3 separate regions of the Mus musculus genome follow, and regions 1 and 3 are each linked to region 2. The links are chromatin loops, found by intact Hi-C in ENCODE. Cell type or tissue: left cerebral cortex. All regions are shown on one strand. Each heading gives the region's core, and the rest is flanking DNA. Links, peaks and the distances in the headings are about the cores only. Region 1 has its middle 8.8 kb from the start of Galnt15. Region 2 has its middle 25 kb from the start of Ankrd28. Region 3 holds the start of Galnt15 (polypeptide N-acetylgalactosaminyltransferase 15).

What was found. A loop is a pair of places that touch in the nucleus more often than their neighbours do. Peaks named below come from ENCODE experiments on the same cell type or tissue, not always from the same donor. Only the 100,000 strongest peaks of a DNase experiment are listed, where the experiment ranks them.
Region 1: a loop joins it to region 2, with 2.9 times the contacts of the local background. A loop is called at or near these places in 2 of 42 quality-filtered maps.
Region 3: a loop joins it to region 2, with 2.0 times the contacts of the local background. A loop is called at or near these places in 2 of 42 quality-filtered maps.

Annotation. Positions count from the first base shown.
Region 1 is chr14:32,015,265-32,025,385 of GRCm38, forward strand. No RefSeq gene overlaps it. Among named protein-coding and RNA genes, the nearest start is that of Galnt15, 8.8 kb to the right of the region's middle. In left cerebral cortex, for the core only: no CTCF peak of the experiment used is centred there; DNase peaks (open chromatin) are centred at 1,854, 5,179 and 6,909; H3K27ac peaks cover 2,174 bases.
Region 2 is chr14:31,850,821-31,860,941 of GRCm38, forward strand. No RefSeq gene overlaps it. Among named protein-coding and RNA genes, the nearest start is that of Ankrd28, 25 kb to the left of the region's middle. In left cerebral cortex, for the core only: no CTCF peak of the experiment used is centred there; DNase peaks (open chromatin) are centred at 4,018, 5,406, 6,599 and 7,009; H3K27ac peaks cover 4,712 bases.
Region 3 is chr14:32,028,677-32,038,797 of GRCm38, forward strand. Galnt15 (polypeptide N-acetylgalactosaminyltransferase 15) reads left to right here and starts at 427. Exons shown (of 10, transcript NM_030166.3): 1 at 427-1,355. The coding sequence starts at 817. In left cerebral cortex, for the core only: a CTCF peak has its summit at 4,038 (motif pointing left); a DNase peak (open chromatin) is centred at 4,024; H3K4me3 peaks cover 500 bases; H3K27ac peaks cover 68 bases.

The sequences.
Region 1 (10,121 bases), core at 704-8,703, 160 kb after region 2:
CATGCCTTTCCTCTGAATCCTGGTTTCAATGAGTCATACTCTGTTTTGTATGTTGGTGCCTTGGCAGTTGTACAAGGTCATACATTGCTCATGGGTCATGTTTTTACATCTCTTTATACTCTGGCTGCTAACATAGTGTGCAGCATTGAAAATAAATGGCTTTTGGCAATCTGGAACCAACCCCAAATGATCATCAGGAAAAGAATGGGTAAACAAAGTATGGTTTGCACACCAAAATAGTTCTCAGTTTTGAAAAAGAATGAACCTTGTGACATTGTATCCATGCAACAGCATGGATGAATCTCAAAAACAATTCCACTGAATGAAACATGGGAAGAGAAACCCCACCTGACATGCAAGAGTACAGACTGCATGCTGCCGTTGCCATGAGGCTTTAGCGCTACTAGTAAGAATCCATGTGCTGGAGGCCCGTTGTGGACTGTTCACTCCCAACCCCCAGTGGAACTCAAACCCGCAGCTTCTGAAGGAGCGACCAAAGGAACAGATGTCAGAAGGATGGCTTCTTGATTCAATGGGACTACTGGCCTTATTCAAAGGAACGCTGGGAAACTCACACCTTTCCTCTTCACGGACATGATGGTGATTCTCTATCACCTCCTGGACTCTCTGAGACTCTGGGCCTCTGCACATGCCTATGAGGAAGTATCTTGATTAGGTTAGTAGGGATAGGAAGGCGTGTCCACTGTGGGAGGCATTAGTCCCTGGGCTTAGAGAAAGCAATGTGAACAGCATCCGTCATTCCTCTCCCTCTGCTTCTTGACGATAGCTATAGCGTGGCCCTCTGCTCCATGTTCCTGTCCCCGTGCCTTCCCTGCCACAGGAGACTGACTGTATCCTGGAACTAATGAGCCAAAATAAACACTTCTTTCCCTGAGTCATTTTTGTCAGGTATTTTATCACAGCAACAGAGTCACCAAGACAAAAAGCCATGTGAGGCTGGAGAGAAGAGGGCCATCTGCAAGATACAGAGACTGGTCTTGAGAGAACTGAGCTGTCCAGAACTTTGACCTTCGAATTTTAGCTGCTGGAACTGTGGTATTTTGTTTTGAAAGTGTGAATAAACTAACAGAAGGTCAGAATAATAGTGTCTTGGTCAGTCTGGGCAGCTGGAACACAAATGCAGTGGACTGGAAGACTAACTATGGGCATATCTGTGACAGCTCTCCACCATGCTTGTCAATGAAAGCCCTCTTGTTGGAAGGGGTGTGCTCTTGGCCCTTTCCTCTTCTTGTAAGAACATGAGTCACATTTTGGAGATCCACCTTCATGACCTTTTAAACTTGACCTTGCTCTCAAGGGCCCATCCTTCAGACACTGTACAGTTGAAGACCGGGGCTTTAATACACAAGTACTAGGGGAAAATCAGTAAGTAGCAAGTGGCTGTGTAGGCACAGTAGGCGAGGTGTTGACTGCCCAGACAGGGAACCTGCACAGTGATAGAAATCTGCACCTTTGAAGGATGGTTGATGGCTGAAGGGGTTTTTTGCAATGCACGAAAACCACACTGAGTGGTATGTTTGAGATGTGTGCATTTCACACACATATAAATTGCACCTCAATAAAGAATAGAAATAGAAGCCTACTGGATAATGAGCACCACCACCCCCTTTCTCTATCAGTTTGGGAAGATTTATCAAGTGCAGCACAGGCTCTGGCACCATAGCAGTGGGGGAGGGCAGGCTAGGGAGCAGCAGAGCCCACTTCCTGGGTCTTTGGGAGACGTTTCAGCTCCAAAAACAGTTTTTGGAAATTCTTAGATCACAGCCACACAGAGCCAGATTGTGCCAAGTGCTAACAGCTCGTTAGGAAAATCAGGCACCGGGGAAACCGTATTAACTCCTTCGTGTTTCCATGGAGACAGCTGCAGCCCGGGGCTTTTGAGAACCAGCCAGTGCCTAGATCTGCTCAGCTGCTGGCCAACTCCATAGGGAGAAACAAGAAGGAGCCGGGAAAGCCAGGGCAGACCATCTTAATGAGGCTTTAAACTGTGAATTGGACTTACACACAGGCTGTACTCAAGCAAACCAGGCAGAAGACGACTTATCCTGTCCTTCAGCACCGACTCCCCTGGGTGGTGCCTCACTTAAGGGGTGTTGGCACCTTGAGACAACAAGGACCTTCTCAGGCTGTCCATATTCCATTTTTCTCAGGACTTTGCTAACACTAATGAGATGCTGTTAGACCGCACAGAACCTTTGTGACTGGAGACCAACAAGGGATGGGGGAATATGCCCTTTCCTTTGGGAACATCAAACTGTTTGAAACACACACACAGTGACAAAGACTTTACAACCTATTTTCATGAATCACTGCATGTGGCATGTAATATGTGGCACATATGTCCTTTACCCACGCTCCCTCCTCTGTGCCTTAGCAGACATTATTAATAGATCATAGCACTAATCATCACTGAGCCCAGTGCTGGGCTGGGCTGATCCAATTGGTAGTAACTCTTGAGAGCCAATGGGGTTTTGTTTTATGATTTGGGGGGGAGGGGCTTTTGTTTGTTTGGTTTGTTAACCAGTTGTTAAATACACTGATTAAAAATTTATTTGTGGGCTGGAGAGATGGCTCAGTGGTTAAGAGCACTGACTGCTCTCCCAAAGATCCTGAGTTCAAATCCCAGCAACCACATGGTGGCTCACAACCATCCATAATGAGATTCAACTCCCTCTTCTGGAGTGTGTGAAGACAGCTATAGTGTACTTACATATAATAAGTAAATAAAATCTTTTTAAAAAATTATTTGTGAGGTTATACTTAAATAAATGATAACCAAAATACAATGGCAACCCCAAATTCTCTATTCTTTTTTATTTTACACTTACCTATCATCCTGAGGTTAATTACTGTTATATAACTGAAAGTCTACAAACTGGCGGGTGCACATCTTTTCCCGATGCTGTGTTCAGTTATTAGTGGCCCGAACTAAACAACAACGCCTGCGTGGCAGTATTTAATTCATAGACATGGAAAAGTGTTCCAACTGAATGCATTTACATCCATATACTTTGTTCCCCACTGTGAGCCAGGTAGATACTCACCAACACAAGCTGCTTCACACAACCAGGAGAATGTCCACCAACCAAGCAAGTCCCTGCTGCCTGGGATAGAGGCCCAAATACAACACAAGTGTGATTTAAATTGTATTTTTTTCAAGCTTGATTCCATTGATTTCTTTGTGAGTTTCCCATCATGCACACTAGTTCCACTCATCTTCCTATCTCTTCATAGCTACCCTCCGCTCCAACCCACCCCCCAAAAGAAAATAAAAAAGCAAAAATAAATGAACAAACAAGCAAAACAAATCAAAGCATAGAAAACACATCACTGCAGAAGCCATAGCGTGTCACACAGTGTACCCTTCTGCCTACACATCTTCTCTTGCAAATGTGTATTGTAGTGAGCCATTGGTCTGGTTCAAGGCCTCTGGTTTCTGCTACACTACTAATACTGGATCCTCACCGGGACTCCTCTCAGATATCCTGGTGTTGCCTGGTGTCATGGAGGTCCTGCTGCTTTGGTTCAGCAGGGCTGGCCCTTTCACACACTCCAGCAGTTCACAGAATGAAGTAGATGCTGAGGTTGTCCAACCCAAAACCTGGGCCTGGGTGGGAGCTGAACTGGTCAGCCTGATGGCTCTCTCATACTGGCCTCACCAGGGTGAGCTCTCCAGCACTTCCCCAGCTGACCCACCCAATGCTGCAGCCAGAATCGGGCAGGGTCACTCTCCTGCCCCCATGCCCTCAGGGCTAACTCACTCCTCCACCAGAGCCAGCTCCATTGTGCTGTCCAGTCCAGGGAAGGGGCTCACTCTTCCAAGTGCTGCAGCCAGTGAGGGACTGGGCCAGCTCTCCTGCCCTCACACCCTTGATGCTGGCTCACCCATGCCCATTGCCATCGGGGGCAATTCCACTGTGTTGCCCAGGCGAGCTGCTGGTCCTCCAACTACAGCAGGTGGCAAGGGGCGAGGAGAGGAGGGCATCACCATCCACCCATGCCAGCTCATAGCACATGAGTGGCGGGACCAGCGGGACCAGCTCACACCCTCAGGGCAGGCTCACCCACGCTCCCAGCACCAGGGCCAGCTCTACTGTGCTGCCCAGGAGAGGTGCAACAACCAGTGAGGTGCAGGACGAGTTCTGCACAGCCCTTGGGTATCTACATGGTCCCAGGCAGCTGCCCAGATCAGGGACGTCCAGATGATCTTTAGTGGTGATATGAACCACAGACATTGATGCAGACCCCTGCTGCTCCATGGCCATAGACCTTGATATGGCCCTCAGTGGGCAGCGTGAGCTGAAACTTCAACATGGTCTCAGGTAGTAGGGCCAGCTACTCACAACACACTGTTCTGTAATAATATTCCAAGCAATGGCCGCGGCATCCGTGCTGAAAGTGCTGTGGGGTGGCAGCAATTCCTCTTGTGGATAAAAGATTATAACTTGTCTAGGACCACACAGTGTTTGCACTGAGGGCCAGACCTCAGTGTTGCCAAGCAAACCAGAATCAGTTGCAGAAAGTTCACATCTAAAATCCTGTGTCAATGTCTCCAGAGTTCCTCCAGGTGCCCGTGTGTCTCCAACCCATTCCATGTGTTCAAGATGTTTCCATAACACCTCTGTGTGTCAGCCCTCGGGGTGCACAATTATCTGTACACAAACTGGTACTCTCAGAGGTGAACAGAGTTCTCCGCACAGCCCAAGTTTGTGTCCTCTATAGTCAGAGGACCCCTCTGTCCTGGCTGCCTTGCTCCTGGTTATCAGCAAACCTCTGTCATCAGCGTTGTCTTCCACTTGTACACTCTATCAAGAACCAAGGAAAAAATACTTTCCTTTTCCATCTGAAAAGCTCTTTCAAACGCTTTCAAAGAAACCGCATTTTAAGGCTTTCTTTAGAGACAGCCTGACTTTGCAAAGGGGAACACACTGCAAATGACATACCAGGAGATGGCCCAGTCCACCATCCACGGAATGGTTGCTCTGCCTTGCTGAACCTAAAATTTCCCACCCATCCCCACCAGCCCCACACCAAGCATTTAGAGAGAGTACTGTGTGATGCTCACATACAGCAGGTGGGATGGTGAGAAAAGAGAGGAATGGTCTCCTCTCCACTCCCGGGGTGGTGCTAAGTTTTGAGTACTCACAAATTCATCTCCCCATCAGCTTGGATTTTATGATGTCTGTGATGGTTTGAGCATGCTTGGTCCATGGGAAGTGGCACTATTAGGAGGTGTGGCCTTGTTGGAGGACGTGCATCACTGTGGGGGTGGGCTTTGAGGTTCTATGCTCAAGCTCCACTCAGCACGGAAGGGAGTCTCTCCTGACTCAGTGTGGGAAGACAGGTCTACTTCTGGCTGCCTTCAAATGAAGATGTAGAACTCTCAGCTCCTTCTCCTGCACCATGCCTGCCTGGATGCTACCATGCTTCCCACCATTATGATAATGGACTGAACCTCAGAACCTATAAGCCAGCCCCAATGAAATGTTTTCCTTTCTAAGAGCTGCCTTGGTCATGGTGTCTCTTCACAGCAATGGAAACCCTAAGACACCATCAATGCTCTTATACCTCTCTGCCTCAAATGGCAGCTGACAGCTGAAGAGCTCAGGCCCAGCCAGGGACGGTTCCAACAAGTCATGAGCTGAAGGCATAAGACTGGTTGTTTGGTGTCCAGGATTCTAGTATGGCTGGCTGGCTGGCTGGCTGGAGTTCTCTACACACACACACACACACACACACACACACACACACACACACAAACACACCCTGCTGACTCCCTCTCTCTCTCTCATCTAGCCTGCAGAAGCAGGGAGACAGAGACTTTCCAAGGCAATGGTAAACACTGAGCGCACAACCCCAAGCGGCCCAGCCCTCCACAGCCCAGCCAAGAAAACAGTCCTGGTGGGTCAGAAACCCTGAGGCCACACTGGGTCAAGGAATCAGGTTGGTAGGTATAAGCAGGCAGGTACCACAGGATGGAAGAGCCATTAAGAGTGGCTCCTTAAGACTGAAGAAGCTCACATACAACCAGCTTGCTCTCTAACCTGGGTTTGTCTCTCTAGCACCTGATACAGTAACTAGCCCATAACCAACAAATTACCCAGCTGCCTTCCCCCAGAGCTGAGTACTGTAGCATCACAAGGAGGGGGTGGTTTTAAAGAAATCAACTAGTCTTTAGTCCTCGCCCCCCCCCCAACCCCTTGCATCTGCTCTGGTTTCTCTGCACACCTATAGACTCTGGAAGTTCCCGGGTCTGGGGTACTCACTCCCTATGCCATCATGATGGTCAAAATTGATTGTATGTGTGATAGGACCTAGAATCACCTAGAAGACAGAGCTCTGGGCTTATCTGTGAAGAAGCTTCTAGACTGAGCAGGGCACACGGTTCCATGGGGGAGGGTCTCAGACAGATTAAAAGGAGAAACTGGGCCAAGCATCAAATGTCTCTCTCGCTTCCTGATCCTGGATTCAAGTTCAAGGCAAGTCTGTGCCAGGAATCCTGGCCTCCAGAACCCCACTGCAAAGGGCTAGGGGGCTAGGTGGTTCTTATATAGGCAAGCCCAATCTGTCACACTGGCCAGGATGGTCATAAACCCCACTGCACAAAGCTGCACTGGGAATGACAGGGAACTTTGGACTTTTAACCAACAGGTTCCACCACACTGGTTTTCGGATGAATCAAAACACAGATACGCATGCACCCTAGTAGCAAGAGAGGTCTGCCAGCCTTTGAGGTAAAATACGGGAGACCCTCAGAAGCGGGTGGGCAGAGGGGATGACAGCCACTGTAGCTCCCACGTGTCGCTGATCTGCTGATGCACCGCAGAGCAGGAAGCAGTGGCTGGCTGGGCCACGAATGCTCTATCTTCCTGGCTGTTCCTCCAGCAGTCTTCTCCCACAGGCGTGGGCCTGTGTGTAGCTCCATGGCCACATGCCTGAGCTTCTCCAGGATGTCTGTTCCAACTGTCAGAAGCAACAGGAGTTCACATGAACTTAGTCTACCTTCATGGGGCTCTGCTTTGGTAGATCCGACTGCTTGCAGGTATCTCCACTGTGCATCCCTCTGTCCTTCCCAAGAGTCCACCCTGCAGCTGGAAGACCCGGGGTGGGGGCAGCTTTATTCTCAACCGGTGGGCGGGCTGGTTGTTTCAAGAATCCTTTCCCTAGGAAGACATAAAGATCCTCTATCCCCTCCTCATAAGGTCCCAATGACAAATGTACCACAGGAGTCCACAGTTGTTCACCCTGGGGAACCAATGAGTTTATTAGGCTTACTTAATGGATAGGAGATGCTAGCAGCAGGTGGGAGGTGCTAGCAGCAGGGGGAGGTACTAGCAGCAGGGGAGGAGGTGTTAACAGCAGGGGGGAGGTGCTAGCAGCAGGGAGGAGGTGCTGGCAGCAGGGGGGAGGTGCTGGCAGCAGGGGGGAGGTGCTGGCAGCAGGGGGGAGGTGCTGGCAGCAGAGGGGGAGGTGCTGGCAGCAGGGGGAGGTGCTAGCAGCAGGGGGGAGGTGCTGGCAGCAGGGGGGAAGTGCTAGCAGTCTTGTAACTGACCCTAAAGCAACTACAGTTTAAAGATTTCACCCAGTGTCAATGATGGCTTCCCCATAATCGCATAGGTGGAGCCCCTCCTCCTTAGCCTTCCCTAGCTTATATGGTCTAGCACCTCCTAACCCCAGAAGTCACATGCAATCATGCCAGAGTTGCATATAAATGCTTGGGAGGATGGGCTGAAATCTCGGGTGAAGATCAAAGACCCTCCACACCCTTCTTCTCTGTGGGAACTGTCAACAGTCAGCAAAACTAACCAAGATAGATTCTTGCAGAAGGCACAGTCCCGATAAAAATGACAACTGTTCAAAAAAAAAAAAAAATGACAGCTGTTTGCTCGAAAGACCACATTCTTCAACACCGATGGTGAATGTTAGCGGCTACCAGATGGACAACCTGCTAGGCTTGGCCAATGTCTCACAAGAAGGAAGACACCAAGAACATACTAGAGACTTCCATGAGTCATGAAGAACAATGATTCTTGGATATCTCATAATCCTCGAGGGATGTGGGGATGATCTGGCTGTGGCCTCTGTCACCCCATTGAGCATCATTGTCAATCCAGCTGATCTGGCTGGCTAGGCAGGATGTCACCTTCACCTCTCAAGGTTTTACCATCATTGTCTTTGTCATCATCATTATCACCACCACCATCATCACTAGCTGACATTCTGTGTATGAGAGGGCACACAAGAGGGAAGAGGAGTGAGATTAGGAGGAGGAGGGTGGAGAGTGGGGCGGGCCCAAAAGAAAGTATCTGCTTCCAACAGTTGCCAAGACAAAGCTCCACAGCTTGGGAGCTTAAATAGATGTTGTCCCCCAGTGGTGACACCCAAAGTCTGAGAAGGGCCTGACGGGGTCTACTGCATGTCACCCCAGCCTCTGGGGCCAGGAGAGCCATGTGGCACTCTTGGTTACAGATGGATGCCTCACTTCAGTCTTATCCTTTACCATACACGGTTTCTCCCCGTGCCGTGTCTCTTCCCCAACTGTCCCCTCTGTAAGGACACCTCATATTGAATTAGAAACTCCTGACAGCATTTTATCCGACCATCCAGAGCATGTGTTTCCTGTGAAGGTCCCATCACAGATCTGGAGGACATATTATCTAAGAGGACAAGGCCCAAGCCTTCTTGGGAAAAAAAGAGAAGAGAAGACAGATGATGGAGGGAAGGGGCAGGGACCACGTTCCAGGCCCTAGTGGCCCAGAGAGCTCAGGCAGGGCAACGCTGAGGTGCTGGGCCATGAGGAACCCCAGCGAGTCTGCTGTTTCTGGGGTCAGGGGAACAGATGGATAGACAGATTTTTGTTGTGTATTTGTGAATCCAGGCCTTCGTTAGTTTTAATTATGGCTGACAGGGAAAAAGAGATCCTTTCTACCTCCAGGGGACCACTAAAAGGAAGACTCTGGCTATAAGACAACCAAAGCCAAGACCAGGACTATGGACTGAAGGCACACTGCTGGTGTCTGGAGACGAAAAAGAGAGCCAGGCCAGGAGAAGGTGTGTGAGGGCAACAGAGTGATGTCCTATGAGCCCTATGTCAGGGGCACGGAGAGCATAGACGGTAGCATGTTGGAGCCTGGGATTCAGAAAGTTTCCCACTCCCTCTAATCTAGAAGTGGTGCTAAGAAGCTTAGACCATGGAGCCCCTTTAACATTGTATGAAGCCTTGTCAGGGCCCTCAGGAACCCATTAAATCAATGTTCCAGAGGCTTAGAGGTTAGTGACTTAGCTCCTCAGCAGTGGCAGACACACCAACACCATCTACTGAAGCCCTGAGCACCCACAGCAGTGTGGAGCGGTCGGAGCATTTTCTGAGTTTACTGTCTATTTTGGAGAATCTAGAAATCCAGCCTTAAAATGTCATCCCGTGATTATGGGCTGTATGAAATCCATACCAGGCTGATCCCAACCCCAGAATGGGAGAAGATGTTGAGACATTCACCCAGATTGTAAGGGCTGTATAGCTGACTCCACATTCCCTATGGAGCAATGTTTCCATATAGAAGTAGGTTTGGTCACTAAAAATAAAAATAGCCAGAAACTAGCCACCCACTGTCTTTGATGAGCATACGACTCATACAGCTGGGTGAGAACATCCAAAGATCTGAATGTTTAACTCGTCAGGTGTTAAGAGGAGCTATATTCCCAAAGAGAGCAGGGAAGAGGCCAGAGAACGGTGTGCATGAGCAGAGGGGCTCTGGGATGTAGAAAAGAAGGAAGCTCTGGTGTCCAAAGTGCATGAGACACAGAGGTGAAATGGGCTGCATGAGTGGATTTCTGAGGGAATAGACCGCTTAGCATTTTGGCCAAGGAAGCAGATAAAGCCCTGGACTGGGAAGGTTAATTTAGAGTTTGAAGTGAGCAAGGTAGGAGAGGATTAGACAAACGAAAGCTCTGTACAGATAATGGTGACACTACCCTCTCAGCCTTCCATGTTGGGACCTTTGGTGGCAACATTCTTGTTAACCTCAACATGTCTCAGAAATTCTATACTACATGCCCCAGGGTCCTGACCTCTTGAACTTGAAAGGCGTACAAGCTTCCCA
Region 2 (10,121 bases), core at 945-8,944:
CAGACTTTCTTTGTGTGGTTCTGGCTGCCCTAGAGTTCACTCCGTAGACTAGGCTGGCCTGGAACTCACAGAGATCCACCTGCCTCTGCCTCCCATATGCTAGGATTAAAGGCATGTGATACCTCTGCCTGACTCACTTCCAGTTCTTAAGAAGGCTATGGGTATCCAGAAACACAAACCACCACTTCTTATTTCAATGTCGTTTGGTTTGTACTGTGAAGGGAGCCCAATAATGAAAGACATTAAAAGCACCCAGAAGACCGATTTGTTAGATCTGTGCCCCCACAAAACAGTTTCCAATTCTAGAAGAATAGATGTTTCTATTGGGAGGGAATATACTGGTGGGTAAAATCTAGAATGTATCAAAATCTGTACCAGTGAGAACATCTCCCATTCTCTGTTTTTATGATTTCATATTTATTTGATCAGGACATTTTTTTTCCCCTCGGTGATCACAGACAAAGCAAATGTCCTCATCGGCTGTGCTCCAAGAGGCTAAGTAGCCACAAGGCCTGGAGGCACACTGCAGAAGGAGAGATGCCTGACTCTAAAAACGGCTTTGTCATTATGCCACAGGCTTTCTGATTAATATTTATTTTTACCGTGTGTGTGTGTGTGTGTGTGTGTGTGTGTGTGTGTGTGTACTCGTGCACATTTATCTGTGTTGGTGGGTGTGCCTGTGTGAAAATGCACATGAGAGTCAGGAGAAAACTTCACGTGTTCTTCAGGCATTGTAAACATTGTTTTAAAGACAGTGTCTCTCATGGCCTAGAACTTGCCACATAGGTCAGCATAGCCAACCAGTAAACACTAACATCTGCTTATCTTTGCCTCTCTAGTGCTAGGATTACAAGAGTATACAACCACATCTGACTTTATCTGACTTTTTTTTTACACAAACACACACACGCGCACACACACACACACACGCACGCGCACACACACACACACACACACACACGCACACGCACACACACACACACACACACACGCACACACACACACATACGCGCACACACGCACACGCACACACACACACGCCTGTGCATGTGCATGCAAGTCCCCAGGGAGGCTCAAGAGGGCATTGAGTTACAGGTAGTTATGAACTTTGGGATATGGGTGTTAGGAAACAAACCCAGGTCCCCTGTGAGAGCAACAAGTGCTCATAACTGCTGAACCACCTCTGCAGCCCCCTCGTTTGACTTTTTCAAGTGGGTTCTGGGCCCTCAGGCTTGTATGGCAAATGCTTCTTTACAAACTGAATTATTCCTCTAAACCTGGCTTTCTGGTTTGTTTGTTTGTTTGTTTGTTTGTTTTTAAGGTTTTAATTTTCTATATATGCACTGTGTGTTTGTGTGAGTGTATGCCATGAGTGGGCAGGTGCTCACTGAGGCCAGAAAATGGGCTCAGATCCCCTGGAGCTGGAGCGAGAGTTGGCCATGAGCCACCCACTATGAATTGTGGGACTCTTCCTTTGGAAGAACGGCAAGTGCTCTTAACTGCTGAACCATCTCTCCAGCCCAAGACTTATAAATCACTACCTTCTGAAGTTTGTTAGCACAAATCCATCCCCAAGAGTCAGGATACCTTTAATAAGCTGTCAAACTTGCTATCTGACTATAGAAGTCCAGGAGTGGCCAGGCACAGATGTTTGCTCTCTGCTCCTTTAACTGCATCAGGCATCAACCTCAATTCCGGTGCTTTTCTTTGTGAATCTAGACACAGCCTGAAGTCCTTTTTAACAGGATACTCTAGGAAGCCACTGTCACATGATCTGTGAGACAGTACAGTTTTGCTGGCCTGTACAATAGTGACCTAACAAAACCAACTGCCTTAATGTGCCGCCTCAGAAAAACCGTGGCATCGCTCCCTTTTTAAATTTTTCTCAGAAGGGAAAAATAGGGTTGACTACCGATCCAGAAAGTTTGTGGTACACAATGGGGGCCTCTGGGAAGTGGGGGAGGGGGTGGGGGGCTGGCATTTTAGAAAGTTAAGACTCATTAAGATGAAAGAACTCACAGGACATATTTTCTTACTTTTCCAGAAACAAGATGAAAGATTTCTCTAAAGGCTTAGGCTTTTTATATGACAATATATGACTTAGAGGTCACCACGATGTTTTCATATATGATAGTAATGATGGCTTTTTTTTTTTTGTTTTTTGTTTTTGTTTTTGTTTTTTGAGACAGGGTTTCTCTGTGTAGCCCTGGCTGTTCTGGAACTCACTCTGTAGACCAGGCTGGCCTCGAACTCAGAAATCCACCTGCCTCTGCCTTCCGAGTGCTGGGATTAAAGCCGTGTGCCACCATGCCCGGCTGTAATGATGGCTCTTATACCTTGATTATTCAATCATAAATAACAGGCGTGGCTCACAAACAGTGGCTGGAATGAAGTTTTCTTTTTCTTTGTAAAAGGGACTCCACGATCTGGGAGGATCACTCATTAGGTAAAGCCCTTTGCCCTACAAGCCTAGTGACCTGGATTTCATCCTGGAACCCACACAAAAAGCTAGATGCAGTGGTGTGTACCTGTAATCTCAGCATCCCTACAGATAGCTGGGAGACAGGAAGATCACCCGAAGCCGACCAGCTGGGTGGACATAAACAGCAAGGCTTAAACACAGAGACTCCCCCTCCTCAAAAAGGCTGAGAGAACTGACTCCCAAAAGTTCTTCTCTGGTCTCCACATGTGTGCCCTGGCAGCCATGTGCCCACCCACAGTCATATACATCTTATACACACATGCACACATACACAGAACAGAAAATAATAATACTAAAAATTTAAAAACCCTGCAGAGGAAGGTAAACCTTGAGTTCATGGTGATACCAAGGCTGCTAAGAATGAAGAATGTAAGTCTCTTCTATCGTTTGGCCATTTTTACTGCATAGTTATGTTGCTTTATGGACTAAGGTGACTATGAAAACACAATCCTACCAGGGAGGAAAAAGGAAGGACAAACAGATGTGTTCAGTTCTCTGTCTTCTGTTTAAGCAGTTAGAGTAAGCAGAATACCGGCTTCCCTAGAGCTGTCCACTCTGATCTCACTGTTGTTCATCCTGTATGTCACTTCGCCGGGCATAAAGGACATCCCAACATTGACTTAAGTTAGAGATGCAGAGGTGGGGAGACAGTCTCACATTGTCTGGATGGGTCCAATCACAAAGTGTTGGGAGTGAACTCAAGCTTAGAAAGGGTCTGATGATGTGTCAAAGCACGGGAAGTGCTCTGAAGGTAAGCACCGATCGAGCTACTCCTGGTGAGACTTTTTAAACAAGGAAATAAGAATATTTTATCAATGCTTCTAGTGTTCTCAGTCTAAATTATTAAATATCAGCCTTGCTTTAAAAATTATCCCTGTGTATTCATGATGCAGAAAAAAGGTTTTGATATTTTACTATCCTTTTTGAGCCAGAGTCATGATATGTAGCCCAGAGCTAGTCTTTCATTTATAATCGTCCTGTTTTAGCCATCTTGGGCACTGGGATTACAGGCGTGCACCACCTACTAATTATTAAGATTGCTTTGCACCAGCTCAGTTCGCATTGCCATTTTGGTGATTATGTGTTACCATGCAAAATGAAAGCTGTCTGGTTGTTGGCAAGACAAGATGAAATTCAAAATAGCAGGACTATCCCAACACTTAAGCGCTAGGAGTGTAAAGTATAACTAGGGTTCAAAGACATGATAAAAGTTACAGTATTATAGACATGTCTGCAATACAAAGCAATAACTCACAAAGCTCTGTCAGTGCTGGGGGCTGCACTTGAGATTTTCTGGGTATTCATTTGCCTGGAGAATAGCACAGGTAGGGTTGCTATATGATATTTCTCTGGGAAGTATGGCAGCCGACAGCAGACTGTCTCAAATCTTCCCCTGCCTGAGACATAAGTCCGTGTCAGTTATAAAGCTGCTGGGTACAGATACCTCAGGACTCTGCCTCCTCTTTCTGGGCATTTCTCCTGGCTCTGCCTTCCATTTGCATACTGGCTCTATTTCAGGCTGGCAGGAAATCATGACAGCTGTCCCGGGCATCAAATGCAGACAAGAGCTGCTTTTCTAGAGCCTCCTCAAGACTAAGAAGAAGCCCTCCAGCACACCACCCCTCACCTCTTATTGGCTAGAACTGCATCCCCCAAACACCATAGATAGATGGCATCAAGGGATCAGAATAGAACACTCTCAAGTCGCCCTGTGCATTCTGGGTGTAAAGGGTTTAACATAGACTCAGCCTTGGCTGCTGGGAGAGAGGGGTGTGGGAGAACAGAGCTGAGAAACTCAACCTCAGCAGACCTCAGGATGAAAGACTTAGGTGTACATATCCTTAAGTCTGTTCCAGGAAGTTGCTAGAAACCCTGCATCTGCCCATATAGCTACAACTGTTCCCTGAGGAAGTGTTTTTCCAATTTCTGTATTTGCCTCAGTTGCTCTCATGAGCATAGACCTGGAAAAGGACAGGGATGGTGACTCTAGGAAGGAAGGTCATGATACCACACCGGCAGCAGGCATTCTAGAACATCCATTCTTGACACAGCTCTAGCCAGGGAACAGCCCACTGGGATTGCCTTAGGCCTATTTAGGCTTATCCTAGGACCCAGGTGTGTGTATAGGGGTGGGGACTGACACCCATCCACTGCCCTCCCAAATTAGGGCATAACAAGCAAGGAACTTAAAAAACCAAAACCAAAAAAGCAAAGCAAAATAATCAACAATACTTCCTTCCTGCTGTGTCAAACTGTAATTATAATTTTCACTGCAAGTAAGCATATTTGTTACCAAAGTAGCTAGTTATGTACTTTTAAAAGTATGCTGACTAACACTCATCTGTTATATACATGCCTGTTTTTACCCACACAAAGTACAGTGTCCTGAAAGAAAGAAAAAAAGTTCCAGGTTAAACTGTAAGATTGCCATCAGCTGACTGGTAATGTAGAATGTTACTCATGTTACTGTGCTTGGTAAAAAGTTAATGTCCCGCCCCCCCCCCCATTAGCTCTTCTCCAAACAGCAGGCCAGATTTACTGCTCTGCTGTAGCAATGTAGGTTGTACCAGCGCAGTCGCTGCACATTGTAGAATTAATGAACTTATTTGCATGGCTGGTGTTTACAGGCTCAGCCATCTCCTCTCTGCTGCTGCTGGCTGTCAAGTGTACATCCCATTTTATTCTATTCTGGTTTCTCAGAGACCACAGGACCAATTTCCCCTTGGGAAAAGAGAAACCTGTTTCTGAACCTGTTTAGAAGCCTGGAAGCCGGAAGAAAGACCCGGGTGTTAGGATGCTGATTTCTGATACACTCTGGAGAGGAAAACCTTTCTACCAGAGACTCCGGGCTAGGTTGGGGGAGGCTCTCAGGAAGGCTCTGGATGTGAGGTGCTTGCTTAGCTTCTGTTCCAGAGAGGCCCCACAGCTCAGTGTTCCTCCCACTTGCCTCCTCAAATACTCGAGTGTCATATATATTTATAACTGTGCAGTAAAAAAGTGAACTTCACTAGCAGAGATAACTGTCATAATCCAATCCGTTGTACTCTAAGGCACACCTAGGAACTAGAGGCACTGGGATTATGTGTGTTGGGTCAAATCATATATAAGAGGGGCTGGAGAGATTGCTCAGTAGGTAAACTGCCTCTCTCGTCAGGCATGAGGACCATGACGTGTGAAAGCCATGTGGAGCAGTGCATTCCAGTAAACACAGTACTGAGGAGTCAGACAGACACAGGACAATTTCTGGTGTCTGCTTGGCAGCCAGTCTAGCTGGCTGCTCAGGGTTCAGTGACACAACTAGCTCATGGAGATTGATTGAGGAAGACACTTGATGTGGATGGCTAGCCTCCTTTTCCACATGTACACAGCTCATGGGCACCTACATATGCACAGGTACGTACACACACAAACTCACATAATCATATGGGGATGGAGGGGAGACAAAACACTAATTAGGGACAGTCAACGGAGAAGTGAGGCTAGCATTGTCTGTGCACAAAGGGGAGTTGGGGATATGGAGGAAGTGTTACGGTGAGGCTTGTGGGATTCTTCTAGGGGGTGTTAGGTCAAAAAGCAGGATTTCCATTGTGCATTTTTGTTTATGCCCATCCTAGTAGCTGCCCTCAATAAATGTTAGAGTCAAGGAGTAAATGAAATATTGATCTTGGCAATACACAATAGCACTTGAATTGGCCTTTATGTGTGTGCATCTTTCCCCTGCCTTCCTAAACGTTATCCTACATCAGTGGTGCCTCAGTACCCACTAGAAGAGCCCCACGTGAAATCACTTTAGCCTGTGAGGCCCCAAGTCAGTGCTTCTCAACTGGGGCTGCACAAAAGAGTCACTTAAGGGGATGGTGGAAAAATCTCAAGGCTCAGGCTTCGCTGCCTCAATCTAGTTAAAACCAGAAGCAAAGGCCCGGGCATCGGAATGCCGTGGTCGTGATCCATTACTCTAAGTGAGCATGGAAACAGCCTGGGGCAGATGGGAGGCCAAGAAGAAATCCTTCTGCACAAACCAGTGCCAAGGCTGCCATCACTAAGGTTCAAAGTACAGAGAAGTGAGAAAGAATTCAGATGAGACTGAGGAATGTGTTTTTGTGAGCATCTGGAATTTGAGTGCCGGTGGGTGTGTCTTGGGAATACAGAACACTCTAGACCATAATATGCTGCCACCTTGTGAAAAGAGATGAAGAGCCATTGAAAAGCGCAGGTTTGCCCTGGCTAGTGACCCCTTCCCAGACTTCTGGCTTCAGGGACACCTGAGCCCCAGGACCCTCTTGTACTTCACTCCACAGCTGAGTTGTCTTTGGTGACCTTGGACCATACTGTGGGCGCGGGGTGGGGGACAGGGAGAGCAGAGGTGGGGAGTTAGAGGTAGGTAGGTGTTGTTTTGGTTTTTAGCTGCTTTTGGTATGGTGGGGGGAGGAGAGATGCTGAGCTGGAGCAGGGAGAGATGTGACTCAGGGGAAATTCTAAGATGCTACAAGCTGCAGCAAGTGTGTGTCAGTGGGAGGCAGGCGAGAAAGGCAAACAGAGAGCTGAAAGCTGAGCCAGGAACCTGCCTAGCTGATAATCAAAACCTGACTATAAATAACAAATGGAAGGACCAGCCTGTTTAACGAAGTTATTTTCTAAAGCAGTATATAGGCAAAATGAGTGTTTCCCTGGAACAAATCCTCAAGCCCTTCCAAAAATCAGGAACACCTGCTTGGCAGAGACGCATTACCTTTTCCAGATAACTGAAAGCTATCCTTGTAAGTGCCCCAAACACCCGGCATTTCAGTTAGCCTCTGGGAATCTTCCTGAAATGAGCACATTGCCAGCCGTTGGCTTTTAGTGATTCAGGTTTGCAGTAGCAGAACCTGGGTCACCTTCTGTTGTCCCCTTCACACATTCTCAGCTGAGTCTCCTGTCCAAGGCAGGGGACCCGGCTTCCTAGTCCTCAGAGTATCTTATTTTGCTTGGCTACAAAATGCTGAGCCCTAGACTCTGTACAGGTTTGTGTCCCGCTTTGAGTCCTTTTACAATCTCAAATTGGTGAGGATAGATATAATTACTGTAAGTCTGGAAAATAACAAGTGCATGTATTACTATTTTTTTTTAGTGTTCTTAAATTGCACTTTGATTTTTGAATATTTTCAAAAGGATCCTTAAAATCATTTATAGTCTGTGACTCCCGAATACACTCAGAGAAACAGCTCAGGAAATGAATCTAAAATAGTCTGTACCTACTTGAATTTCATTTCTCAAAATATTTTGTAGACAACCCTCTCTAAATTTGGTGCCCTACACATTACTATATTGACCCATCCAGGGTGGCACAATGAATCTAAACATGGAAGCAAACCATTGCTGGAGCAGTTGGCTTTCTGGGGTGTCTACCATTCACTGTGAACATAGAAATAAGACCTGAACATAGTGGCAAATTCTGCACAAAACCATGTACCTAGCTTAGTAGTGACTCTCCACCTCTTCCCCAGCCTGATGGCTCACAAGTGAGAGTGAAATCAAGCCTAATGACAGGTCACATGTCCACCCTTGGTTCATGACTGAGCTAGTGAAGAGAGCAGGGCTTCTATCAAGAGCTGTGACAAGGACAGAGGGAGCTGCCAGATCACCCTCAGTATCAGAGACATGACTGTGAAGAGGGCCTGGAAGCCTCACAAGGGAGAGTTTTGAGGGCATCGCTGTTATAATCCAGAGTAACAAGTAAGGCTCCCACGGTGACCTTGTGTCATTAAGAGAAATCTGTGTGTTTCTCCAATTGGTTTATCTCCCCAGTGCAAGAGAGTCTGTGTGCAATTCATGTTAGAAGGCTTTATTTACATCAAGGAATGGTTAGATAAAGACATTTCCTTTAGAAAAACAACAACAATAACTCTGTGTGTGTGCATGCATGTGTACATACATGTGTGTGCATGCATGTGTACATACATGTGTGTGCATGCATGTGTACATACATGCACTTGATAAAGCTGTAGGTCATCAACAGGTGTCTGTCCTTGATTGCACCTCGCCATTTTTTTTTTTTTTTTGAGACAAAGTCCATCACTAACTGGATATGAGCTCCTTTGTTCAGTTAGGTTGGCTGGTTGATATATTCTAGCTTGCTCTCTGTTGCTGTGACAAATGCCATGACCAAAAACAACTTGGGGAGGAAAGGGTTTATTTACTTCATCTTACAGGTTACAGCCCATCATCGAGGGACATCAGAGAAGAAACTCAAGCAGGGGAGGACCTTGCAACAGAAACATGGAGGAAAGCTACTTACTCTGTGTGTGTGTGTATGTGTGTGTGTGTGTGTGTGTGAGAGAGAGAGAGAGAGAGAGAGAGAGAGAGATCTGTGGAGGCCAAAAGAGGACTTTGGATCCCCTGGAGTTGGAGTTTCATGTGGCTTTGTACCAGCTGATTTGGGCTGCTGAAATAACTGTCTGTCCAGTACAATAGCTCACTTTCTCATATAGCCCAGACCCACCTTGCCTAAGAGGCAGGAGATCAACACCCACTGTGAGGAGTGGGTGTGGCAGCAGTCCCAAGATGGCGCCCGGGTCTGCAGCCAAGTCTCATGACTTGCACCTGACTTCCTCATATACACCTGAAAATAAGCCACATCCATCGGGAGAACTGCGCAGGTGCACCATGATGCAAGATCGGACCATATGACGAGTGATGATTCTGGCCAAAGGACTGCTGATGAGGCGTGGTTGAGGGGTTATATAAGGGATTGTGATTGGGGGCGGGGGGGGGGGTAGAGATTTCCTAGAGAGATTCCTGGAGAGAGATTCCTGCTTAGAGAGATTCCTGCATGCATGTTGAAAGGTTCCTGAATAAACTGCTTTGAGAAGAACATAGTGTCGTCGCTCTTTTCTGCTGGTCAGAGACAGAAGTGACAAATGGTGGCCTGTACCGGGACATTCAGAACTCATCGCAGTCAAGGCAGCTAGCTGGTAAGTTCCCAGGTAAGTGGGACAAGTTAAGTTCTCAGATTGAGACAATAAGGTTCCCGGTTTTGGGACAAGTTGCACCAAGCACCATGGGAAATTCAACCTCAGGTCAAACAGTGCACCAAGCCCTTAAGGACTTGCTGAAAGTGAAAGGAATTGGGCTGAAAAAGGAGACCCTGGAGAACTTTTTAAAAAGCAGTGGATCAGGTTGCTCCTTGGTTCTCCGTATTAGGACATCTTACAGGGCCCAGTTGGGAGAAGTTAGGGAAGGACTTGAAGTTTGCAGAAGAACAGGGAGTTCTCGATAAAGGGGTGCTGCCAGTGTGGAAGCTAGTACGGAATTGTATCAAGGATAAGGAAAGATATGGAGCGGAACTCCAAAAGGGCAATGAGGCACTGAATCAGGTGAGAGAGGAGCAATCCCAAAAGTCAGAGGCAGAAGGAAGTTCTATCAATGGGGATATGTCTGAGGACGATCTGGAGAGCATAGCCGACAGTCTAGAGAAAGTGAAAATGAAGGTAGAACCTTCGGCGCCAGGGCCACCGTGGCCACCTCCGTATGTCCCTGATGGAGCATCAGGGCATAGTCTGCATCCAGAAACCTGGAGGGAACTGCGAGCCCAGTGCTTTCCTGTATTTCAGGATGCACAGGGAGGTCATTATCACGAGCCGCTTGATTGGAAGATTCTTCA
Region 3 (10,121 bases), core at 613-8,612, 180 kb after region 2:
GGAGCCAGGCAGATTGCCTTGGGAGATTGAAGGTGCTGACAGGCAGCTGGCTCCTGGCATCTGCGTCACCTTGGCAGCCTGTCCAAACCAGAAGGGAATTCTCCTTCCTGCTCTTCTGGGTGGGGAGAGGATGCCTCCCTATGAATGGTGCTCAAGTCTGAACTCCTGGGAGGTTGCTGTTTTGGATCGGCTCTTGGGGTGACGCTGTGTGGCTGTGCAAAGCCTGGGAACACGGGGGCATTAGGACCAGGAGCGAGACGCACACTTGGCTCCCTGTCCTATCTGGCAGAGGGTTCCTGCAGAGCTGGAGGTATGTGTGAAAGGAAACCCCGACCGTGCCTGCCGGCTTTACATCTGTTGCTCTGACCTGACTCAAGGCATCCCAAGGAGGATGTCTGTCATCTTGGCTTGACTGAATCCCCCAGCAACTCGCCCCAGACAGCTTGTAGAACCTGACCACTCATGCAGAGGGGGAAAGAACATGGGCTAATCACCAGAGCAGGATGGACAAGAGCAGGGTGAGAGAGGAGCCAACAACCGGAGACCCTTCTCAGAAGACAGCTAACACTCAGAGAGGACCCAGGAGCCCAGGCTCTGGTGGCTTTCTGATTCTAGAGGGCAGTGGGTCTTATAAATGCTACGTTAGCATATAGACGTTAGCAAACGTCTGGTGGGATAAGAGGTGCAGGTGGATGGCAAAAAGCCTTTTAGCTGGAATGAACAGCCCAGGTTCAGTTTCGAGCTTGAAGGTACCTGGATAGCAAGGAGGAAGCAAACTTGATCAGGACCTGTTGCTTCGTGGCGAGTGGCTGCGACATGCTCCCGAGGAAGCGACCCAGGAGTGGACGTTCCAGGCTTCAGTTCCTCCTACTCTTCCTGACTCTGGGATGTGTCCTGATGATGGTGATCCTGCTGCATCCTCCCCCGCCCACCCTGCACCAGGCTGTCACAGCTCAGGCCAGCAAACACAGCCCTGACACGGGGTACCGCCTGGACTTTGGAGACTCTCAGGAGTGGGTCCTGGAGGCTGAGACTGAAGGTGATGAGTACAGTCTCTTGGATGGCCTGCCATCCTTCATCTCCCTGCAGGAGGATCAACTGCTGGTGGCCGTGGCCTCACCCAGAGCTAGGAGGAGTCAGAGCCAGGGCAGGAGACAGGGCAGCTACCAGTTCATCAAACACAGGAGCAGGAGATGGGATGAGGAAGCCCTGGAAAAGGACTGGAGGACCGAAGAGGATGGGGAGGAATCAGAAGAGGTGCTGACCCCACTTGGCCCGGACTCAGATGGCCTCAACAAGCCACTCAGTGCCCGCCTGCCCCTGAGGAGAGTCCTGCCCGAGGTGCGACACCCACTGTAAGTAAGGGCCCTGCCATCTCTTCTCCAGTCTAAGCGTGTGACTCAGTGGTAGTAAAGTCCCAGGTGCCAACTCTGCAGTCTGCCTCTCCCATCCTTAGGACAGTGCTCCCTTAGGACAGTGCTCCTTAAGATGTGGGCCCTGGGGCCAGATATCAGCCTGGCTGATGAAGTGCCTGAATTGGAGATCCTCAAATCCTGTCTCAGACCTGCTCAGTCAGAAGCCCCAGAGTCACTGATGAGCTACTAACAAGTCCCGAGGGAGGGACGATCTCATTCGTTCATTCTCTTCCCAGGCCTGCCTTTAGTCCCCCTAGGTCACACAGTGAGATGGGAGCAGAAGCTTCGAGGAACCTTCCATCTCTCTCTCATGCTGACTCCAGGGCAGTCTTCACGTTGGGTTACTATTAGTGTTTACCTTTATCTGGGGTCAAAGAAGCAGATGCAAGAATTGCAAGAAATGTCTACGTACTTCTTGCCCTGTGCCTGGTTTTAATCTAAGAGCTTTCCCTGTGAGACCCATAAGGCCCTAGAAAAGTCCACTTGCACTGTACGAATGTTAGCCTCACGCCTGGTTTGTACAGTTGAAAGTAAGGCACAGAGAGGCCCTGCAGCTTGCTCACTGCAGCTAGTAAGTGTCAAAGGAGAAATTTGAATTGTGGCATTTAAGTGCCAGGGGAGCCTGTAGCGTCACTTTCTGCTCCTCTCCTTGGTCCCTACAAGAAAGGAACAGTTCCAATGCCTGAGAGTTCGTGTGTTGCACTGCCTACAACTCAGCCTGCAGGGCGCCCCACCCCAGGATTCAAGCTTCTAGATGTATGTGACATGCAGATTTGTGCCCAGGGAGACAGTAGCTCACTCTCTAGTCCCCGGTCCCTTCCCACCATGAATAGCCACAGAGACAGACAAGAGATTGCCTGCTCACATCCAGAAGCAATGTGGCTGGGTAGCTAGAGTGGCCTTGGGCCCTGCCCTAGAAGCCATGGCTCTTTCCACAGCCCATTGAGCTTTCTGGAAAGCAAACATCATCTATCCCTGGAAGCAAAATGACATGTGTGGGATAACTAGGAGCAGGGCCGGGACTCTTTGGACCCCTAACCCCTCTCAGCCTGGTCGCTGAGCCACTCACGTGCACAGGTGTGCAGATCACTGGGAGCACGAGCCAGTTTAGGTTGTGTGTCCTGCAATACTCACCTGCCCTGAGTCCCAGTTCTGCTATGCTAACTTCACACTTTGGCTATAAAAGTTCTTCCCAGGACACTCCTGCCCTGCTCTGGTTTCGGGCTGTCTTTGAACTCACAACACCTTGTAGAACAGACATGGCTCTGAGTGTGTGCATTTCTGCAGTGCCTGCTTCCCCTGCTGTGTTGAGTCTGCAGAAGGTCAGGAGCGATTGCACACTGCATGACCCAGCATCCCGCACACCCCATACAGCTGCTGGATGAAGGAACAGCTTAGCAGTTCATTCCGTGCGTGTTCTCACTGGCTGAGAGCTAGAGTGAACATCTCCATTCCATAAACAAGAAACACTGGCTCTGGCTTTGGGGATGTGTGTGTGTGTGTGTGTGTGTGTGTGTGTGTGACTGTGTTTCCAAAGCACCCTACACATGCACACATGTGCTTGTGCACCTATGACCTGTGCGTGCACTGTGTGTTGAGTGTATATTATGCTATGTACTTTAAATGGGGTGTGTGGTGGGTAGTACATGTGCATAGTAGTTTAGGGTTTGGTATCTGCAGGTTGTGTGGTATGATAAGCATAGGTGTGAGCTATATTGATATGATGGTGTGTGTGTTTTCAAGCTGTGGATGTAGACTGTACATACATACATAGTATATCTATTGTGCATTGGGGCATGTATTATGTGGAACTGTGTGTGTGTTAAGTTGTGTGTTTGTCTTGTTTTTATGTAGTGTGTATGTGTATTGTGCTGGGACAGTGTTTCATATGTATTATGGGCCTTTGTGTATATTATATGTGTTATACATATTGTATGTGCTGCATATGTGCTGCAAGTGCTCTGTGTGTAAGACACATGTGCGTGTATTATGCATTTATTATGTAGTACATGGATATGCTGTGTGTACAGTATGAACTGGGTGCATTTTGTGGCATGATTACTGGGCACAGGTGTAGATGTTACTATGTTTAGCATGCAGGAGTATAATGTGTATACATATGGTACATGTGTGTATGATGTGACATGTACTGTGCCTATGCCTATATGTATATGTTATGATACAATATTTTTTATGTTCTATGGGGCATGCATATGTGTGTTCTATAGCTTGCATGCGTGTAACATGTGTGTTGTAAATGTTTCTTGCAATGGTCATGTGCTTGTGTGCAAGTGTGTTTCATGTGTATATACTTGTGGTGCAATGTTCATGTGTGCACAGGAGTTGGTGGTACAAGTGGATACACATATACCAGGTGTGTTTGATATAAACATGCTTGGATATATACGTATACGTTGGGCAGACCGTTTCTTTGGCTGTTTCTTCCCTCCATGGTAACCAGTGCATCGCAGTTGTCTGGGACCTACCCCATTTCCACACTGAAAGGTCTCTGGCGTCAAGAAACCTCTTTGCTTCCAGTGAAGCACACACTTGGGCACTCCAATCTGGGAGTCTCAGTTACCAACTCTATGTAGAGGTAGACAGAGCCCTCTGCTGGTCACTGGCAGTGAGTGCAGTCGATACAACCAGCGCTCATACCTGCAATCTGATTCCAGGCACAACCTCTACCCTATCCAAGGTAGCAGTGTCCCCCACCCCCATCCCATTCTACTGGGTAGAAAAGCAAGAGACACCACATAGTAAGCACTGTATGTGGTGTGGAGCCCTGAGCTTTCCTGCCAGGGCTGGGAGACCTCTGCCTCTGGTGTCCCTTGTCCCACACGCCTCCAGTCTCCTCCCTGACTCCTAACCCAGGCATGTCCTCCTGACCTTCACCCAGACCCCACACCACCCTGGTTTTTGTCAGTCTCCTGGCTAGGTTTGAGGTCTCCTCAAGAATTGCAGCTGGAGATCAGTTTGCATGGAGGACATTCAATGGAGTTACTGATAATGAAAGACTGAAATATAAAAAAATACTAGAGTAAAAGAAGCCAAAAGACAGGCTCATGGTGGTACATGCCTGTGACACCAGCACTCGGTGAAGGAGGGTGCGGCAGGAGAATTGTGGGTTTAAAGACAGCCTGAGCTACACCACTAGACCCCCATCTCAGAACAAATGTCTCCAGACAGAGGCAAACTCTAGTAAACATATAATATGTGCTAGAGACTCCCCCAATAAGTGGCTTTTACCTCCTGAATCTGCTTCACAGATCTGTTCAGTGGGGTCCATTTTATGAATGAGGAAAATCAAGGTGTAGAAAGGGGAATGGGTTGGTGCCATGTGACCCAACAGCCTGTTCGATGCCAAAGTTAAGCTCTTAAACCATTATGGTAGACTCCGAGTCTGCCAATTTCTGGACCAGGCCTGGGAAAGACACCTGAATTGCAAACATTTAAAGCTTGCCGGTCTTAAAGCTGGTCACCTCCCAGCCTCTGAGAGTGCATTGGTGGATGCCTACCACAGAATCCTTAGTAGTACCAAGGAGCTGAAACTGCCCAGAGTCTCGTCCCAGAACACCAGAGGGCTAAATGCAACCTACAAAGTGCCCATCTGGCTTACACTTAATATTTGTGGTGCATCCAAGCACCCAGAAGGCTTGTTTGAAGTACAGGCTCCTGGGCACTACAGATGCTCTGAAGATGCTCTGGGAACCCTGTTCAAAGTCAACTTTCTAGGTCAGGTTAGCCAGAGCAGGGATCCTCAACCTTCAACATGCCTGTGAACATGCAGTAGTGGGTTGGTGGGCAGAGCTGGATTTCGGAGGTCTGGGCTGCAGCCTGAGAGGCTAAGTCTGCTGTCCTGGCTCTGCTTTCAGCAGCCAGGGCCTACACCAGCGGATCTCAAGTATGTGTAGGCCCAGTTCGCCTGTGTGTGAGTTCAAACACAGACATTTGGTCTTTGTGCCCCACCTCATATCTGATCCATGAGGGTGAGATGGCTTTTGCAGGCAGCCAGGCTGAGAAGCAGGGTCTAATTGCACAAGGCTGGTCTCCAGCATTGAAAGCCAGTGGAAAGAGCTTGGGAGGGGTCTCTTCTCCTGAGCTAGGAGGTAGCTGTGTTGTCGAGCAGAGAGCAGTGTCATAATTCATGGTCCATTCCGTTCCCTGAGATGCCTGGGACATGCCAGACAGTGGGTCACCTGATGACTCTCTGCTCCTCTTGTGAGTTCAACAGTCTGACCTGTGAGAGACAATGGAGCTATGACTGACAGGGCGGCAGAGGGAGAGGAAAAACAGAACTAGGAAGGGACCCAGCATCCCCATTCCCACCAAAACATTGTCAGTGAAGTTTGGATCTGGGCCTAGCCGGCCATGTCATGAGGGCAATCAGAAGACACCATGCTTCTGTCCCTTGAGGCCCATGTGGTGTGGCCATGATGGGGGACAATGTTTCCTCTGATCCCTCTCACTGCCACATGGCTGAGGCAGAAACTGCTCAGTATAACCCAAAAGTCCAAAGTGCTTAAGGGTGCCAGTGTGAGGAGGGGGCTTGCTCTGTGCTGGCCTTAGGGATCTGGGGAGAGGTCAGCCTGCATGAGATTCCCTCTCATTCCTAGGGAGGAGAACTTACACCAGTGTTAGTTACCTGGCCCCACCCAGGTGGGATCCATAGACCTATGGCATCAGCCCTGCAGACTCCAAGGCCCCACTCAGACTAGTGAGGGGTGGCAGTAATCGCTACATCAGATGTTCCCTGTGGCACTAACACTCATGTGAAAGTTGGATGCTTGGGACATAGCTCAGTGCAAGGGAATGTGCTTAGCCCATTCCATCCAAGAATCAAGCCCCAGTACTGGGCTCGGGGAATATGAGGAACTGGAGAGACGGCTCAGCAGTTAGAGCCCGCATTGCTCTTGCAAACAGCCTGAGTTTGCAATATAGCTCCCATGGCATCAAGTTCACAGTTGCTTATAAATCCAGCTCCAGAGGATTCAATGCCCTCTTCTGACCTCTGCAGGCACCTGTATGCACATGTGTATACACACAGACACACATACACAGAGACACTCACACACACACACACACACACACACACTCACACATACATACACATACACACTTTTGTTTAGAATATTGTTTCATCGGTCAATAGAAGAGCAGGCAGAGACCATACTTCTATCTCAGTTGTAGTGTTAACTCCTCACTTAATTCACAGTCTTTTCTGACGGATATTCATATGATCTGAGGTCACTCCTTTTGAAAATGCACTAAAATTATGTACGCTTGCCTGCAGCTTTTTAAAACGCCGTTGAAAGTATATTTAAATGTGCACTCTCGGAGTCTGAGTTTAAACTCGTCTAATGTTAAATGGAGGGCTGCTATGGGTCAAGTTACTGTCACAGTAAGAGCCTAGGGTAGAGAGGTATAAGCCAAGGGCACCACTGGCACTGGCCACGCACACACTCCACTTAGGGCAGACTATCCAGGCCTCTCTGTGCTCAGAGGCTGACCTGGCCCGGGAGGGAAATCTTACTTTATTGTGTTCTGTTTTGTTCCATATTTACCTGTGCTACTATTGTGTGACTAGGGCAAAGTGAGAGGTACAATTAGTCAAAGACTGCTTAGCCATACCTCAAACTTACTCAGATACTTTTTATCCTTTTGAACATACACCTAATTTCTACCTACAATTATTTTTAAAGATATCCAGTAAGTCGGCTGAAGGCACAGGGCTAAGGATCGACACCCCTGGGCATGGCAGCTGTGGGCGAGCTGCCCAACAGTGGTAGACAGGGTGGGCTATTGAGTCTTCCCCAGGAAGCCCCGAGGCACAGCTGGCGCACCAGCTCGGAGAGTTATCGCCTTAACAGGGATTTTTATAATGAGTTGTTTCTGTGGCTCGCAGCTCAGTTTTAGCTCTCCCGTTTTTCAGCTTGATTGCCTTTTCCTTTCAGATCTTTCAGCTTGTTTCCATCCACACATAGTATATAATTGAACATGGCAAAGTCTTCTCTCATAGTCTGCCGTGCAACATGACTCATTGGGGTACCATGTTCTCTCATACCGCTCTGCCCTCCATAGTAAGGGGGCTCCCCACTTCATAGGCCGATGTAGCTGTACTGCTATCCTCCAGCTATCTGAAACACTTCCATCAGTCACTAGTTTTCTGGAAACTACCTCTGCAGTGGGTGAACACCAAATGTTACATGACACATGAACAGCACTGACGCAGGCTAACCTCTGCCACCTTTTAGTGAAGACCCTGGCGCCCAGTGACCTCATCAGGACATACAATATTTTTTAATGTGTGAAAAATTAATGAGTCTCCTACCAGATCTACAGGGTTGTCTGGAACTTGCTTTCTGATTCACTCTAATAAGTGAGCATCCAGGAACATTCACAAGGTCCTCTCAGGTCTAAGAACAGAGATGCTCACCTTACTTAAGGGACTGGCCTCAGACTGGCCTCCAGTGAGGGAGGGCACGAGGGATGGGCAAGACTGGAGATCAGAGACATGTGAGGGACTCCCAACCCATCTCCAAGGCGCTGGCTTTTCTGACACCCCAAGGACAGGCATTCTGGCTCCTGCCCAACTGCTCTGCCCTCGCTTGGCCTGCAGTTACAGCTGTGGCCCAGGCGTCCACATCACTCAGGAATTTGCTTGCAGTGCAAGGTTTCAAGGCCCCATGCAGACATTCTCAGTGTGACTGTGCATCCAACAAGATTCCATTGTCAGTGATGCTCACTAGCATCAGAGAGCTCTGCGCTAACCTCCTGGGGTGTCCTGCTTTATCTGTGGCCTTCTCATGGTGGCTGATGATCTCTGAACTTCTGAAGAACAAACTCTTCAGGCAAACATTCTGGATCCAGTCAGGGTTCAGAACCATGACTCCATTTGGTACCCATCTGTGATCCAGGGTCAGAGGTAAGAAGGGATTTATCTCATGAAGCCCCAAAGAGAGGGTGTTACTGCCCTGAGAATGTGTGCCCTGGTAGAAGATGGCAGGTGACAATGGTGTAGGTAGTGGTGGTGCAGGTGACAATGGTGCAGTTGTCAGTGGCGACTTCCTCTGATGACTCTGCCCTTCCTATGTACCTGTGTCACCTGCAAGTATTTGGTCCATTGTACTAAGGGTTCTCTCCAGCCATGTTCTGGCCTTGTGTGGAAGTTGCTGTTCCCAGCTATTGCCTACAGGCAAGGTAGAAAATTAGATTTCTCATCATGATGGAAGTTGGTATTGACTCCTGTCAGTTAGTGCTGTGTGCTCCTTGAGTGCACAGCCATCCTGGGTGCTCCTCCAGTACACAGCCAGCCTGGGTAGTTCTCCAGTACACAGCCAGCCTGGGTAGTTCTCCAGTACACAGCCAGCCTGGGTATTCTTTGAGACTAAGAGCAGAATCTTCATTCTTTGAACAAACCCTTTTTTCCATATTTGTTTGTTTGTTTAATTTTAAGTGTGTTTTGCCTATGTGTATGCATGTGTACCATATATGTGCCTGATACATGCCCAAGGAGGTCAGAAGAGGGCATCAGAGCCTCTGGAACTGAGGTTAAGAACGGTTGTGAACTGTTTGTGGGTGCTGAGAACCAAACCTGGGTCCTCTCCATTAGCAGTAAGTGTTCTTAACCACAGAGACATCTCTTCAGCCCCCTGAAAAGATCTTATTTAACGAAGATGAGCAAGACCAGCCCTAGCCCCACCCCCTAAAGAGTTCTAGGTCCACTGGGGTACACTGACAAGCAGCTGCAGGGCAAGAGATAAGATATGGAAGGCCACCTAGGGGCGGGGGGGACTCCCACTGGTGTAGTGGGAGCAGTAATGACAACACAGCTTTAGGAAACTGCTAGAACACTTTCTACCCTGGCCAGGGGACATGGGAGGGAGAGGCTAGTGCTCCAGCCAGGCCAACTGGTACAATGCGGTGACTCAGCCTCTTCAGAACACCATGCAAATGCATCTGCCAAGTTCCCGGGGGTGGGGGGCAAGCAGTGAGCATGCTTTGACATGCTTCTCGGCGTGGGGACTGTCCCTCTGCATTCAGGCCACACTCCTGCCCTGGAAAGAGGTGTTTGTCCAGATGCTGGGTAATTAGCGATGTCCATAGCAAAGGCGGGCTCCAAACCTGAGTCAGCTTGGTTCCTTGTTTAAGCTCTCCCAATGCTCCCTCAGAAGGTGAGGCAGTGCAGGCAGGGCCGGGCTTTGGGACACATGTCCAGCACTAAAAAATTGGGTTGGTAAGACGTTTGTCAGACAGCAGCCCCACCATTTAATAAGAACAATGCCTTCAGCTCTGGTCTCCTCTGACCTGAGGAGGTGGTCCGTATGGTCTGTGTGAATCTTGAAGGTCGTGAGGGCTTCTTCCGGGGAGAGGAGGTAGGTCCTCTCCACACTGCACCAGGAGACCCACCCAGCTTTGTGGAGTCATGCACTCTCTGCCCATCAAACCTACAGAAGCCCTGTCAGCCTGTGTGCTGTAACCATTCACACTTCCCATCCATCTGCTCACCACGTCTCTCAGTCTGAAGAGAAAACACACAAGTGTCTGGTCGTCAAACTCAAAAATTTTGGAAAGAGAGCACCCTTTGAAATTCTAGCTCCTCTAACTGTCTGCCTACTATAAAGGGACCCTACAGAATCAAGAACACTAGCTGAGCGGTGGTGGCACACGCCTTTAAACCCAGCACTCAGGGGGCAGAGACAAGCA